Linked DNA regions of Mus musculus: region 2 is linked to region 1. A link is a loop called in an ENCODE intact Hi-C map of the cell type or tissue named here. Cell type or tissue: heart. All regions are shown on one strand.

Region 1 (8,000 bases):
CACATGATTATCTCATTAGATACTGAAAAAAACTTCTGACAAAATCCAACACCCCTTCATGATAAAAGTCTTAGAGAGATGAGATATAACATACATACATAGATACATAAATATAATGAAGCCAGTTTGCATTTAGACAAAAGCCAACATCAACTTAAATGGTAAAAAAAAAAAAAATGAAAGCAATCCCACTAAGATCAGAACTTTAGACAAGGTTGTCCACTAACTCCATATTGTTCAGCCTTCTAGTTGGAATCTTTTCGGTAGAGCAATAATCAACTGAAGTGATACAATTGGACCAAAGGAATACAAATTGAAAAACAAGAAGTCAAAATATCTTTATTTGTAGATGATATAATAGTATATATAAATGACCCTAAAACTTCCACAAGGAAACTCCTACATCTGATAAACACTCTCATTGAAGTAGCTGGATACAAAATTATCTCACAAAATTCAGTAGCCCTCCTATATACAAATGACAAATGGTCTAAGAAAAATATCAGGAAACAGTTTTCACCATAGGCTCAAATAATATAAAGTATTTTGGGACAATTGTGACAACTCAACTAAAAGACTTGTGTGATTAAAACAAAACAAAACGAAACAAACAAACAAAAAAAAAAAACCCTTCGAGGCTTTGAAGGAGATATTAGAAGATGAAAAGATCTACTATGCTAATGAATCAGCAGGATTATCATAGTAAAAATGGCCACCCTACCAAATGCAATCTACAGATTCAATGTAATCCTCAATAAAATTCCAACACAATTTTTTCCAGATCTTAAAGCACAATTTTTAGCTTCATAGTGAAACACAAGAAAAACAATACATCTAATCTTTACTGGAAAAACAATCTTGGTGGTATCATCATCACTGATTTCAAGTTGTCCTACAAAGCTATAGTAATAAAAACTACATGGTATTGGTACAAAAACAGACACTGATCAATGGAATTAAACTAAAGATCCAGACATCAGTCTAGTCACCAGTGGACAGCTAATTATTGATAAAGAAGCCAGACAAACGACTGGGAAAAAAAAACAACAAAAAAGCAAACAAAACAAAACAAAACAAAACAAAACAAAACAAAACAAAACAGGATCTCCAAAATTGTGGCTGATGAAACTAGACAGCAGTTTTAGAAGAGTCCAAAGAGATGCATACTATCACTATGCATAAAACTCAACTCTACATGGATAAAATATCTTAACATAAAACCAAATACACTGAACCTGATAGAAGAGGAAGTAGAGAATAGCCTTGAACACATTGGCACAACATATAACTTTCTGAACAGAACATCATTAGCACAGTCCCCAAGACCAACAATTAACAAATGGGACTTTATGAAACTGCAAAGGTTCTGTAAGGCAAAGGACACCATTAATAGGACAAAATGACAGTTTACAGACTGGAAAACGATTTTACCAACTCCATATCCAATAGACGACTCATGTCCAAAATTTATAAAGAACTCAGAAAAACTATGTATCAAGAAAACAAATTGCACAACTAGAAACTAGGATACAGATGCAAACTGAGAATTCTTGAATGAGAAAAGACTCACATGGCTAAGAAACTCATAAGGAAATATTCAGCATCCGTAGCCATCAAAGAAATGAAATAAAACCTGTCATACCTGTCAGAAAAGCTGAGATCTATAACACAGCTCATAATAACAGCTCATGTTGATGAGGATGTGAAGCAAGGGAACACTCCTCCATTGCTGGTAGAAGTGCAAACTTGCACAACCACTGTGGAAATCAATATGGCGGCTCCTCAGAAAGTTGAGAATCAATCTACCTGAAGACCCAAGTATACCATTCTTGGACGTATACCCAAAGGGTGTTCCATCCTACCACAAGGACACTTACTCAAACATATTCAATGTGGCTTCATTTATAAAAGTAAATGCTTATTTCTAAAGGTTGTTGGAAGACGGGACATTAAGATTACCTTTGTGACTTACCTCTTCATATCCTGTCTAATATTGTCACAAAGTTGCTACCCTCAGAAGCCCCTTCCCTCTAACTAGGAGAACTCTCTCCTTTAAAGGCCACTAAAATAAGGGATTTCCTTTGTTCTTTGGGCAGATGCTGAATCTCCTGTGCACGATTCCCTCTCTGGGCTTTCCGAAAGAGGTTCCACCTGAATTCCATCTGAACTCATCTCCTTGGAAGAATCTTACTTAGAATAGAGAATCCTCCTATGAATTCTCAGTAGATACGTCACTGTCCCTCTCCGGCATGTGTAGTGCTGACTACCTACCTTCTCATTCAATCTGTCCTTATAATGAAACGCAGGAACGGGACCTATGCAAATACATACATCAGAAATGTCCGTGGTGATAATGTGTATTTGGGGTTTCTTGTTTTGTTTGTTTGTTTTGTTTGTGTTTTTCTTTTTTCAAGGCAGGGTTTCTCTGTGTAGCCCGGGCTGTCCTGGAACTCACTCTGTAGACCAGGTTGGCTGCAAACTCAGAAGTCTACCCATCTCTGCCTCTACACCACCGCCACGCCGCTGACAGTGTATATTTAGAATGATGCATGTTGATGAGGCTAAGCTTTTGATTTTGTTGGTTTGAGGGTTATTTGGGAAGGGTTGTTTCTTCTGATACTGTATCAGAATCCAGGCTGGCCATTAACGTTACCAAGTAGCCGATGACCTTGGACTTTAGATCCTCCTGCTTCCAACCTCTGCTCAATGCTGGGATTAAAGGTTTGCGAGCTGGTTTATGCTGAGGGGGTGGGGGGGGGGGTGCTGAACCTAGGCTTCAGGTACTCGAAGCTATCACTCTTCCACAGACTACCTCAGCAGTTATTCAAGTTAATGTCTCAGTTTGCCCCTCGCGAGGGGCGTTTCCTAAAAGTTCTATAGATCCTTTTCTCTCAACTTCATCAAGTTGAAAACCATTGAGTAATTTGAAGTGTGGTATCATAAAATTCACGGAATTTTGCTCCTTTTCACTTGCCTACTTTCATCCTTATATCTAAAAGAGGAAGAAGACGGTTTCCCAGAACCGTAGCGAAGAACAGCTGCATTCTGGGTAAATTATTAATGGGAAGACAGAAAAATTAAGGAATGGCTGCACATTTCTGAGAGCCATTAAGATTATAAACCAAATATTCTCTGTACCCTGACAAAGCTCAATGTCAAGCTCTGAAGTGCACATTTTTAATATCAGTCTGCTAGCCCTGGTTTATTTTACAAGGTTTAACTCTGCATGTGGTGCCTTCGGTGGGTTTTATTTATTATGTCTTATTTAATTTACACCAACACTGATATTATAGTTGCAATTTAAACCTTGCCAGTTACCAGTAATATCCATCATTACAGATTCCTTTTATTTGTTAAGAGAACAAAATTAATCCCGTTTCCTGTTTTTAAGCAAGTTAACAAAAATACAAGCCTCTTCTGCCATCTAGTGGCCATCTGAATTTTTAAACTAAAACCTGAAACAAACCACTTTAAGTTTGGCCCTAAAATACTTTATAATTTTTAACCAGAAATCATTGGACATTAAAATTCTAATAAAATAAACTATACATTTATGTTGTATATAATGACTACAAATAATGTCAGTTTCTTCTTTGCAACGAAACATTGAGTGAATATGTTAACAGCATATTTCCATTGTACTATTTTTATGTTGTTTCTTTAAATGACTTTACTCTTAATGGCTAGAGTCACAGCATGTGACAGAAACAACCCATATTTTCCCATGATGACAATTCCAAACTATTTTGAAAGTGCTTATTCAGGTTTGGGTTCCTGCTGGCAGTGAATTTTGCCAGGGTTCTATGGTTCTGTCTCGGCCATTCTCAATAGCAAGGAATGATGACCCTGACTGAGGCATTTTTAAATGGCTTTCCCCTAATGACTCGCAATGATGAACATTATGTTACATGTTTATTGCTATCCATGTTTTTGCTTTGGGAAATGTCTGTCTTCTGGCCATTTCTTTTTAAACCGTTATCTGAGAGCTCCTTAGATATCCTAGGTACACTTCTTTCCTCCAGAATGGTGGATTTTTTTTTTAAATGCCCCATGGTTGTGTAGCTTGTCGTCCTGCTTCCTTAAAAGGGTTTCCTCAGCACACACTCTCATTTTGGGTCTAGTCAATCAAAAATGTAAGTATGATACTTTTCAAGCCGTCTTTACTTGGAGGCTCTGTTTTGTTTTGTTTTGTGTTGTGTTGTGTTGTTAGGCAAGATCACGAAAGTTCCCACCTGGCCTTGGACTTCTGATCTTCTTGCTCCCATCTCCAAAATGCTGAGACTAAAGGCATTGTTGCCACCAGTTTGCTTAGCACCAGGGATCAGAGTCAGGATTTCACTGAAATATGTTTTTCAGCCCTGGGTGGTGTCATTTTTAATAACCCTGGATCAGAAATCCTAAAGGCCTTACCTCCTGCTATTTTTCTTACATTTAACTCTCCTATGCTGCTTGCACGAAGATTCTCTCCCCTGCCCAGTTGTTCCTGTGTCTCTGTTAAAGTCCACTCACCGAGCACCTTGAACTGGCACCTTTTAGTCAAGCAAGCACAAGCTGAATTCTCATGACAGGCCTGTGACAAAATAAATGTAAAGGTATAGATGAGCTAATTTTTATAAGAAAAAATGAAATTCACCAATATTACAAAACTTCAACTGTAAAAAATAAAAAGAAGAAAAGAAAAATAAAATCCATTTTTCCTTGCCAGCCCTTGCTACCGGAATGGTGACACTAAGACGATTTGTTCATTATTAAATATGTTGTCCACAAGCTTTGGCTCATTCCCTGAATAGCTCCTAACTTATTGAAACTATTCTTTATCTACCACTTAGTTAGTTCTTTTCAGTTCCCCGTCCATTTCTTTCTTTGTGTCTCCTCAGCATTCCCTCAGCTTCTCTCTCTAATCTCTCTCAGTATCTCTCCTTATTCTCTCATGAGTTCAGCTACGTACGCCTTTACTTCCATCTCCCCCAGGTTCTGGGCAAATCTCCCTTTTATTCTCTCACTATTTCCCAGAATCCTCTCTCTTCCTGACATTGTCCCACCTCCTCTTTCCTGCCTCAGCTCATTGGCCATCATCTTTTTTATTGACAGGTGATGCTTATAAGAGATTTTTTCTACAGTCAACTAGGAAAAAACACAGAAAGTTATTTAGTATTTTAAAACACCTCCCCCCCCCCCATTTTAAAAAAAAATTCATACCAGATGTTTCCTTTAGGTAAGGATTTGAACAGCGAATCAGTAGATGGCGGAGGAAGTATTTTGGGAGAGACATCCACAATTACATCTTGGCTGGGCTTGATCAGCTCCCTATAGGACCTTAGCCATTTTTATGAAGTTAAACTAATTTAACTTAAAATGAAATTTAACTTTTAGGGTGAACTTACACGTCCCAAATCCTGAATGAATTTTCCATTTATCCCAAGTCCATTTCTGCAAAACAGTATTGAAAGGAATTCATGAGCTGAAGTATTTGGGGAATTTGTTATGGCAAATGTTTTATTATAAACATTTACCTCCTAAAAATCTAACGTAATGTATTACCATTTTCCCTAATTTCACATTTCAGAGGTAGAGAAAAGAAAAAGAAGGTGAAAAGGGGGGAGGAAGAAGAAGAAAAGGGAGGAGAAAAGAGAACGGGGGGAGGCTGTTTTAACCACTAAGGTTCAAAAGCAATTCGTGCTAAATTATATCTTACAGTTTACAAGCAAATTTGGGACATGCAAATATGAAAAGGAAGAAAGCCATTGCTCCCTGAAGCACATGAGACTAAGTAATTCAATTTCCATAATGCTCAAAGTGGCCTGAGTGCTGGAAAAATTTATTGCCAAAATCTCTACTGACCCAGTTTTAAAAGACAGAGAAAAATATTTAGTAAGGGCATAGAAATTAAGTTTCTCTGATGCTCCAAGAGAAGGCAACACAAATTAAGCTGATCTTTCATGAAAGAGCATCAGAATTTTATCAACTTAGCATACTTAAGCATCTCAATTATTAACAAAGCAATCTCATACGGCTGATTAAATCATTGTTGCTGTTTGTATCTCACAACTTTAGCGCTAAAATTCATAGCACTGTAGGTTTTGTTGTTGTTGTTGGTGGTGGTGCTGTTTGTTTGTTTGTTTGGTGAGGTGTTGTGTTTTGTTTTGTGGTTTACAAGGTTGCTTTTGTTTTTTGGGGTGTTTGGGGTTGTGTTTTGTTTTTATTTTGTTATCAACGGTGGTATGTTTTGTTTTTAGTTTTGTTTTGGGGGGAGTTTTTTTGGTTGGTTGGTTGGTTGGTTGGTTGGTTGATTTTTGTTTGGTTTTTGTTTTGTTTTGTTTTTGTTTTTGTTTTTTTAAGAATTGATCTCACAGGAGCCTGATATAGCTCTCTCCTGAGAGGCTCTGCCAGTGCCTGACAAATACAGAAGTGGATGCTCACAGCCATCCATTGGACTGAGCACAGGTCTCCAATGAAGGAGCTAGAGAAAGGACCCAAGGAGCTGAAGGAGTTTGCAGCCCCATAGGAGAAACAACAATATAAACCAACCAGTATCCCCAGACCTCCTGGGGACTAAACCACCAACCAAAGAGTACACACGGAGTGACCCATGTCTCTAGCCCCATATGTAGCAGAGGGTGGCCTTGTGGGACAACAATGAGAGGAGAGGCCCTTGGTCTTGTGAAAGCTCAATGCCCCAGTGTAGGGGAATGCCAGGACAGGGAAGTGGGGTGGGTGGGTTAGTGAAAAAAGAGAGGGGGATAGGAAAGGGGGGTTTTCAGAAGGGAAATGAGGAAAGGGGATAAAATTTGCAATGTAAATGAAGAAAACATCTAATTAAAAAAAAACACGGAGCTGACTGTAAAACCAACATCTGCTAAGCAAACCTATAGCAAAACTGAATCCTTGGCTCTGTGCCACTACCACCTACTGACAGCTCATCAGCTTACAGCATAGAAGGTACCACCTCCATTCAGAACATTTGGCCTCCTTAGCCAGCCAGATAAGAAATATGACCCAGAGAAGCCCACTGAAACTCATTATAAGCTAAATAAATAGTCAGTGGGTCAGACTCCGAGTGCCTTAACAATTCACATTATTTGAAAGTTGTTCATATTTCTGCAGTTTGTGGACAGAACCAGCTTGAAGCACAAAGTCCATATGATATCATTTAACTCATTCTTGTCCATTAACTACCTTTGAAAAACTAATAATACTTCATGGTCTCCATTTCCCCATGAATTATTTTTGTGATATATTTAATATTCTAAAGGCTATTTAATATTCCTAGAGCTACACAACACACATACATTATGTGTTTCTTCTCAGGTTTGTGCTCCTGTCTTTTCCAAAGTACTGTTAAGATACATAAATGACTTCTTAAAGCTAAACCATTTCTGGCATGGGAGCAGAGAAAATGATTCACTTAATGGGGCACTAAAAACCCTTAAAAATGAAAAATAACAACAAAAATCACCCAGAAATTCCTAAGGACTGACTGAACCAACACTCTACATCCCCACACACCCATCTCTACCCCTGTAACCCCACACCCACGTATCTTTGCTTTCTCTGCCAAGTCATGGACATTTTTACCTTTTCTTTCAGCCTTCCATAGTACATCATGCTGAGAACTGTGATCACAACAACCAGCTAAAAGAGAGAAAAAGTGCAAGTGTTGTAAGGATTTTTACCACCTTATGCTAATTATAGGGACATCTAGAAAGCAGCTAATAAACCAAGGCTTGTTTGAACTATATTTTATAGTAAACACATATGTTATTGACTGTCATAAGTGGAATATGTATATCAAAACTAAACATTCACTAGTGCAATCAAAATACAGTAAGTCCAGGATTAGCATGAGTTACATACAGAGAGAGCTTTATTTTGGTACCAGAGGGATAAGAGTCCACCAAAGTAGGAAAGAGGGGTGTGGCAGCAAGCATAAGGTGGTAATTGTTTTGCTAGAAAGATGTAATAAAGTTGGAATCAAAAATAGAATATGCCCAGTCCTCATA
Region 2 (8,000 bases), 220 kb before region 1:
CTGATCTACTTGTGCAATCTTCTTTCCTCCACTCATTGCTTTATCCTAGCCACCATCTCCAACAGGCCTTGCCGAGGCTCCCCACAGGCCATTCCAGCCAGGGAAGCAGGCAGACTAATTGCAGGTCTTCACTTCTCCCTCCATTCCTCCAATTCCAATCTTCTGGTCTCATCTCCACCTCCATCACAGCTCAGCCACTGCTGCCTCCCCTTACTCTCTGACACCCATCACAAACATACCATCTAGAACTTCTCCAACCTACCCTCCTAAACTCATCCTGTCATCGCAGCCTCCATTTCCTTGGAACACACCATACAGAACAGAGAGACAGGTGGGCTAACGGCCTCTCTTTCCATTCCTCTAAATTAAATCTTCTAATCCTACCCCCAGCTCTGTAGCAAATCACCCAGTACTGCCTTCCCTCCCTTCCTGCTTCAGTCACCAGTGAATCACATAGATCTTCTGCTCCAACTTTCTTTCTTTGGCTCATTCCTTTGCCAAATCCCCCAACTCCAGCAAGAATTTCCTAGGAACCCACAGGTGATTCTAGCCAACAAAGCGGGTAGCCTAACTGTGGATCTTCATGCCACCCCTCTCTCATCCAATTCCCCATCGCCACCCCAATCTTTGTAGCAGATCACTTGCTGTGACCTCCCCAGCCTTTGAGCAAATCTTTTCCATTTTTCCTCCCCACCCATCCTGTTACCCCAGCCCCCAAAGCCAGCAGGCATTCTCCAGAAACCCACCAGCCAAGTGAGTAGGCCAAAGAATTAAATAGGTAGGCAGCCTTCAAACATTCACTCTCTCTCCACTCTTCCTGAACTAATCCTCCAGTCTCAGCCCAGCTTTCTAGCAGATTACCTCTCCTAACTCTCTGCCCCATTCCTAGAGTACTAAGCTGATCCTGGTGGAACACCCTGCTTTCTCCCCTCCTGGGTCCATGCTCAGGCCCTCCTTTTAGGCTAATCCCATTCCTAAGTGTCAGCTCCTAACACCAAGAAAAATAATTTAACCAACCACATAAATCCTTGGAGCTACAGTGCCGTCCTGCCTATAAGACATGCTAGTGCAATGGTGTCACAAGTTTGTGAGAGTAACAATATCTGATTTCATCAGCCTGATCCATGAGATGTGAACCATAGCCAGCATTACTTGGATGACTAATAACTTGATATTAGATAGCCCAGGGATCTAGGGTAAAATCTATAAAAAACAAAACAAACAACAAAAAAAAAGACACTGCTAAGTGTGTAGATCAGTGCCTTGTTCAGCTATCATCAGAGAAGCTACAGTAGATGGAAACAAAGAAACAAATACAGACTCACAGCTAGATATTACTCAAAAGTGAGTGGTGTTGGAACACTCTGCCCTAAAAAGGATGTCTCCATCAAATTACCCCTTCAGGTCTCTTTAGAAGGGGAGACCAGGAGACTGTAACAGCCAGAGAGAAAGGAGGACCCAAGAAAACAAGGTCTTCAAAATCAACAGTATCCAAATGTTGTGCCCTGAGTCCACAGGAAACCCAGGTGAGCCCAAGAATTTCAAAGTCTGCTGCAACTCTCAAAGGAGTCTCTTATTGTTTCAAGTTTGAACCAGATAGCCCACCTCTTAATCACTACATGAATGCTGGCAAGTGACTCTGAGTCCAGAAAACATTGGGTTTATATACATTACAGTTAGGAATAGTGTGAAAGGAAAGTAGAAGGCTGTAATCATCTGGTGGAATAGTACAGAACTGGGGGGGTGGGGGGTGGGGTTAATGGGTGTCTGTTCAAGGTCTAGTATTATGGCCAGCCGTAACTGTCTGTGACCTGACCTCTGTTTACCTTTTTCCCCAAGGTCTCCCTTGAGCTTATTATTTCTCTAAGGTTTCAAGGACAGGCACTCGGAGTTCTGCTGTTTATCAGCAGGAGTGTTGGTTTTAGGAGATACAAAGGCTGGAAGGATGTCTTCTCAGAATGTCCTCATTAAAGGGGAGTGTTATGGGTAGTGCCATTCTAATTCTAGGGGAGGGAGAGGGAGCCCTGGGCTGCTGCAGGAAGATGCGGCACAGAAACCAGCTGTGTATCAGTGCTTGCTGCTGGAGGGAGGAGAGGTGCTTCCGTAGGGGGTTGGAGTGGGGGTTGGGGGCTGGGAACACAGAGGCAAACTGACTGTACAAAACACTGAAGTCTCTCTCATATCAGTAATTTGGGGCTTTCCATACAAGCACATATGAGCTCACAGAGTGAGGCAGTATGTACAATGTCTGCACCACAGAGTCTGCACCAGACAGGGTCCTAGAGTTGAAAGAAGTGAGCACATGAGTCCATCTCTAACCCAATCTCCGATTGGTAATCACTAGCACATGAAAATTCAGTTCCCTCCAAGAAAGTCTCACTGGGAAAGCAAACTAATCTTCTGGAAGGCTGCATGCCCAGCAGTAGATGGCCAACAGAAAAGGAACTAAACAGCATCTTTGGAGGTTCCTTGTCTCATGATAGTGTGGCAGAGCTTCCTAGCTATTTCTTCCTTCCTTCGTTCCTTCCTTCCTTCCTTCCTTCCTTCCTTCCTTCCTTCCTTCCTTCCTTTCTTTTCTTACTCCTTTCTTTCTTTCCTCCTTTTTCTTTAGTTTTATGTTATTTTTACTTTTATTTTTTGTTTATTTTTCTATTTCTTTCCACCCTACAAATTTTTACATATATCTTGTAGATTCCAGTTTAGTGTTTTGTTTTGTTTTTTAAAATAGGATTCCTGGGTATGTAAACGAGTAGGTCTCTACCTCTGTATCAATTTCCTGTGCCTTTTCTTGGATGCTTTCTTCCGTTTGTTTGTTTTGTCCTATTCCAATGTGTTAGTTTTCATTTTGTTGTAGTTTATTTTATCCTTATCTGGTAGAAGTTCTTTGCTTACTACTGAGAGACAGAGTCAGAATGGATGCAGATGGGAGAGAAGGTAGGGAGGAACTTAGAGCATCTGTATCTATTATGTGAGAAAAGGAGATCTGTTATTAGTAAAAGAAAAAAATTAATAAAATATTACACTTTTGAGTGAAGAGTCAAAGAAGCAACTATAACATGAGAGAATTAGTGTTGCAATAAATAGACAAGTTTGGTTGTTTCTGAATAGAAATTGTCCCAATTTACTGAAGTCTGAAGGTATGGCTTAGTTAGAGAAGACCATGTAAAGATGATAGGGTTAGAACGTATCATGATCTGTGAAATGGAAAAAGAAGGAAATATCACCATAGTGTACAGACCAATGAAATGCAAGAGGGGTGACTTGATTCTGTAGACAGTTGGGAGGCAAAATGAGAGAGTGGTAAACTGAGGAGAATATGGATATGAGAAGTAGGTTTTAAGTTGATGAACACCTACATTTCCTTTGAAATGATATAATACTGAGTCTATACAATGTATGGAAGGCCTGACTGCATTTTCTAAAAACCATCAACATTTAGGTGATGAAGCAAACAGTAATCAAAAGAAGATTATACAAATAATACCCCAAAGACAAAACTATTAGATGAAAATCAAAGCCACAGTGTAGGGTTATACATTTTCACATAAGGAAACGTGCCATAAAGAGCTTAAAAAGAAGACTAGGTATAAAGTGGGTTGGCAGAGTACCTATCTAGTTGTGTACAAAACCCTGGCTTCCCATCCCACCACCGCAGATACAAAGTGTGCTAGGGTCATAGACAACTGAAATTCCAACACATAGGCAGTGAAGGCAAATGGATTAGAATTCGTGATTATTTCACCTGGCTATACTGTGAATTTGACTGTAGTCTGAGATACATGGGAAACAGAAAGAAAGGAAAGAAGGAAGGAAAGGAGGGAGGGAGGGAGGGAGGGAGGGAGGGAGGGAGGGAGGGAGGAAGGGAGGGAGGGAGGGAGGGAAGAAGAAAAAAAGGAAGGAAGGAGGAATCCACGACAGAGAATATAAATATGGAGGATTAAGTTTTCATAAAGAGAACCAAGCTACACAACCGCTATGGGCTGGAATGAGAAAAAGTTAGTGCAGTACTGTTCCCTCTCCTCATCTCCAACTGACTCCTTGAGACTATTGTTCACCATCCACTGAGGTGTACCATTCTCTTAGTTTGGTTCTGTTGCTGTGATAAAGCCTCTGGAGATATAGCAACTCATTCAGGCAAGAGTTTATTGGACTTCCAGATTACAGACCATCACCATGGAAAGCCAAAGCAGGAACTCAAGTTGTTATGTGTTTAGTTTTGTGTTCTGAAGCTAGATCTTGTTATATAGCTCAACCCAACCTTAAGGTTAACACATTTTTTTTCTCAGCTTTTCAACAGCTAGAATAACTGCAAGGTACCACCATACCTAATTATGTTAAAAAAAAAAAAACAATTAAATAGCTTTATTTGGCCAAGAAAATGTAGAAAGAGAAAGTGGACTCTTTGGGACACTTGGGATATGTCAAAAATAAAACATAGCAAAACCTCTCCGCCTTAGGGAAGCATCCATCCCAAAACTGGAAAGCAGACAAGAAAACTGGGACAGGCAAGCTTTAATAAGTTGAAAAATGAGTGAGATATGAATGTGAGAAAATGAATATACACCCAGAACAAATGTGATTCCTCTACGTGAGATCATCACAGCTTAGCAAAACAATACACTGTAAATGTCCGAATGTTTGTCCTCCAGATCAAGCATTAAATGAGAGACGCTGTTATGAAAGGATTTAGAGTGCAAGCGCCTGCAATGTCAGCCTCAACAAGTTAGGACCAGCCATGCATCTCCAATATGCTCATTAAAGAAAATGACAACAGAGAAAATTTATCCAATGTAGACACTCTGGAAAGAGCAACAAGTAAAGGAAGCCAAAGGGCCCCAAGTTTGAGGATAATAACACGAGGTCCAGTTCTAAATAGAGGTCAACTCAGATCTATAATCAATCTGTAAGCTGCACTGGTGATTGTGCAACCCCCCCTCCCCCATCAGCCTCCCACTGTTTGTTTTGGCTCTAGGCTCTCCTGCAGGGTGATCTTATAAGTTGGTGGAACTCTGGAATCTCTTCCTTTCCTGCTTGGCACCAGGTCTTCAATTTTTTCCTTCTCTGCGCATGAAATTCCTAGGGAAATTATATTCTCTGGGGCCCACTTCTTCAGTAGTCTGGTCGCCCATGCAAAGGGCAGAAGTTTCTGTTTAAAATATCTTTTCTCCCTTTCTCTTCATCATTGCTGCCAAGGATCAAGGGAAGTTCATCAGCCTAGGAAGGACCAAAATTCTAAATCTTAAGTCTTTTTCTGCTGAATGCTGGTTGCCTCCACTCCCCGGTCTAGTGATGATAAACTGTAGGTCTACCCATAATAAATCAGGAAGTATTCATCTGTGTTCTCAGGGCTATTAATCTCCTTTCTAAGTGTTGCTTTCACCACATTCCAAATTTTCTGATAAGCTCTGTTTTCATTTAGTTAGAATTTTTAAAAATTCCTCTGGCGATCTCTTCTTTGACCTATATGTATGTTATTTTTAAAGCGGTTGTTTGCTCTAACAGAAACTGTACACTCTCAGCTCCGACCCACCCTTCTACTCATACTCAGCTGAGTTCCAAGATTGTTTGAGGAACGTTCTGTGTGATTTTTATTCATTTTAAATGGGCAATTGTTTAATGGCCCCAAATTGCAGTGTCCCTTAGAGACTCTGTTAAATGTGAGTTTAGTTAACACGTGTACTACGCTCTTGTTGGATGAAGCTCTTTGTAAATGATAGTTACAGCCTGTTGATTTGAAGCAGTGTTGAATTCAGCTCTGCTTGCAGATTTTTTTGGCTGCTGGATCTGTTTGTCTATTTCTGATAGCGTGGCACTGAAGTTTCCAACTGTAGTAGAAAATTCATCTCTTTGTCTTTGCTGTTCTTCCAGATTTTTCCTCATGTGTTTTGATGTTTTTATTGTTGAATGGAGGCATATTGAAGGCTCTGATGTCATGGTGACCCTTTAATCATATAAACCTCTTTTGGCCTTGGTGACTTTTCTTACCATGAAGTCTATTTCACTTGAAATCATATAGCTATGATAACCTTACTTTAATCAACATAAGCACGTAACTTATATTTTACTCCACTTTATATTTCAAGTAAACTTTCAGCTAACAATAAAATGGATATTCTGTTTACCTGTTTGTTGTTTGGTCCACCTAACAATCTTTAGTCACATTAAGTTGACTGACATTTGGAGTTATACCTGCATGACATCTACCATACCTATTACTGGTTTTCTTGCCTTTATTTTTTTTTTAACTAAGCTTTTACAATCCCTTATGTATGTATGTGAGTGAGTGAGTGTGTGTGTGTGTGTGTGTGTGTGGGTGTGTGTGTTTGTGTGTATGTTCTCCAACCCTTCCCCTGTCATCCTCCCTCAAATTGATGGTATGTATATATATATATATATATATATATATATATATATATATATACACACATATATATATATATATATTCATATATATACATGTCTGTGTGGTGTCTGTGTGTGCATTATTTATGTTTGTATGTATATATATATGTATGTATATATATGTATATGTATATATTGTGTGTATACATATATATGTATGTGTACAAAACAATATATGTAAAACAATAGTACTTAAAGACAGGATATATATATATATATATATATATATATACACACACACACACACACACACACACACACACACACATATGAAAAAATATATGGATTCAACCTGACAAGTCCATTTTGTGTTGCTTGTATGTATATGATGGTAAAGCTGATCACTCAGTGCCGGGGACCATGGCCTCAGCCATGGCCTTGTGGATATTTTCTAGCTTACATAAATAATCCTGAGAGAACATTCATGATCATAAGAGTAAGAATGTTTGAGGACACTGGGACCGTTGGTTCCAGGAGCTGAAGATTGCCACCTGACCTTCGGGGAGCCTACCCCCTCAAACTCTCCCCCCTCCCTTGAAACCTCCTCTTGCTTACGCTTATATTGCCACTGCTGAATAAAGTTTTTAAGAGCTTGATCAGGAAATTGACTTGCTCTCATTCTTCATGTTTCTTGTCCCTCCCACACACTCTCTCTCTCTCCTGCCCTGGGTCCCCACTGATTATCCCTGAGGTCGGGACAACTCAGTGTTAGGGAAATAATTTTAGGGCTCATTCTTAGAAAAGACTAACTCTCCCTCTCTTAGCACTCATTAATTGCCTGTAGTTGTTCACCTAGGGGTGGAGATACACTTGCGCTGGGGTGCCAGCTGTTGGCACTAGTAGTTTGGGTATTATTTATGCAGCCCTACTCTTAAGATATGAAGGATAGAATTCTGTCATTTCTAGGAAACAAAATCTCACAGCAGAGTTCCGGGTCCTCTGTCCCCTACAGGCTTTCTGACCCCTCTTCCATGATGTTCCCCAAGCCTTAGTTGTAGAGGTTGTGTTGTAGGTATGTAGGTTAGTTTCACTGAGAGCCCCATTTTAACCAACAAAGTTACGGCTTTTTGCCATGGTTTCCATCTGCTTCAAAAACAAGTTTCTCTAATGAGGGGTGATAGCTACATTTAAAGACAAGTATTAAAATGAAGTTAGGGATTACTTCAGGACAGTGGCAGTAGTAGGGTCTCATTACGCTGAGATTTCTTTGAACTCTTAAGAATTTTACCTCTGCATATAATTTACTGCTATCAATGGTATTCTCCAATTCTGTTATTTTTTTTAATCCACAGAGTTTGTACTTATTTTTTGTATTTGAATTTATATATAAATACAAAATCTACATATTTGGACATGGATACAAATAACAACTTTGCATTTATTTTCACTTATAATTTCTTACAGTTGGAAGTAATTTATTCTTACAATTTCATCTCTGTTTAGAACGTCTACATTTTTGTGCACTGTCTACTACATACATAAAGCCATTAACACAGAAATTATAGTTGCCTGAGTTTACTAGTCTGCTTGTTCCAGCATCCCTGCTATTTCTGAGTCTGGTACTAATTAATGCTTAGTTCTCTCTTCAAACTGTACTC

The links. A loop is a pair of places that touch in the nucleus more often than their neighbours do. Peaks named below come from ENCODE experiments on the same cell type or tissue, not always from the same donor. Only the 100,000 strongest peaks of a DNase experiment are listed, where the experiment ranks them.
Region 2: a loop joins it to region 1, with 2.1 times the contacts of the local background. A loop is called at or near these places in 2 of 42 quality-filtered maps.

Annotation. Positions count from the first base shown.
Region 1 is chr8:56,482,805-56,490,804 of GRCm38, forward strand. It overlaps 4930518J21Rik (RIKEN cDNA 4930518J21 gene), which reads right to left and starts at 2,164. Exons shown (of 3, transcript NR_131020.1): 1 at 1,973-2,164. In heart, a CTCF peak has its summit at 3,436 (motif pointing left); no DNase peak of the experiment used is centred here.
Region 2 is chr8:56,264,957-56,272,956 of GRCm38, forward strand. No RefSeq gene overlaps it. Among named protein-coding and RNA genes, the nearest start is that of Hpgd, 26 kb to the right of the region's middle. In heart, no CTCF peak of the experiment used is centred here; a DNase peak (open chromatin) is centred at 4,955.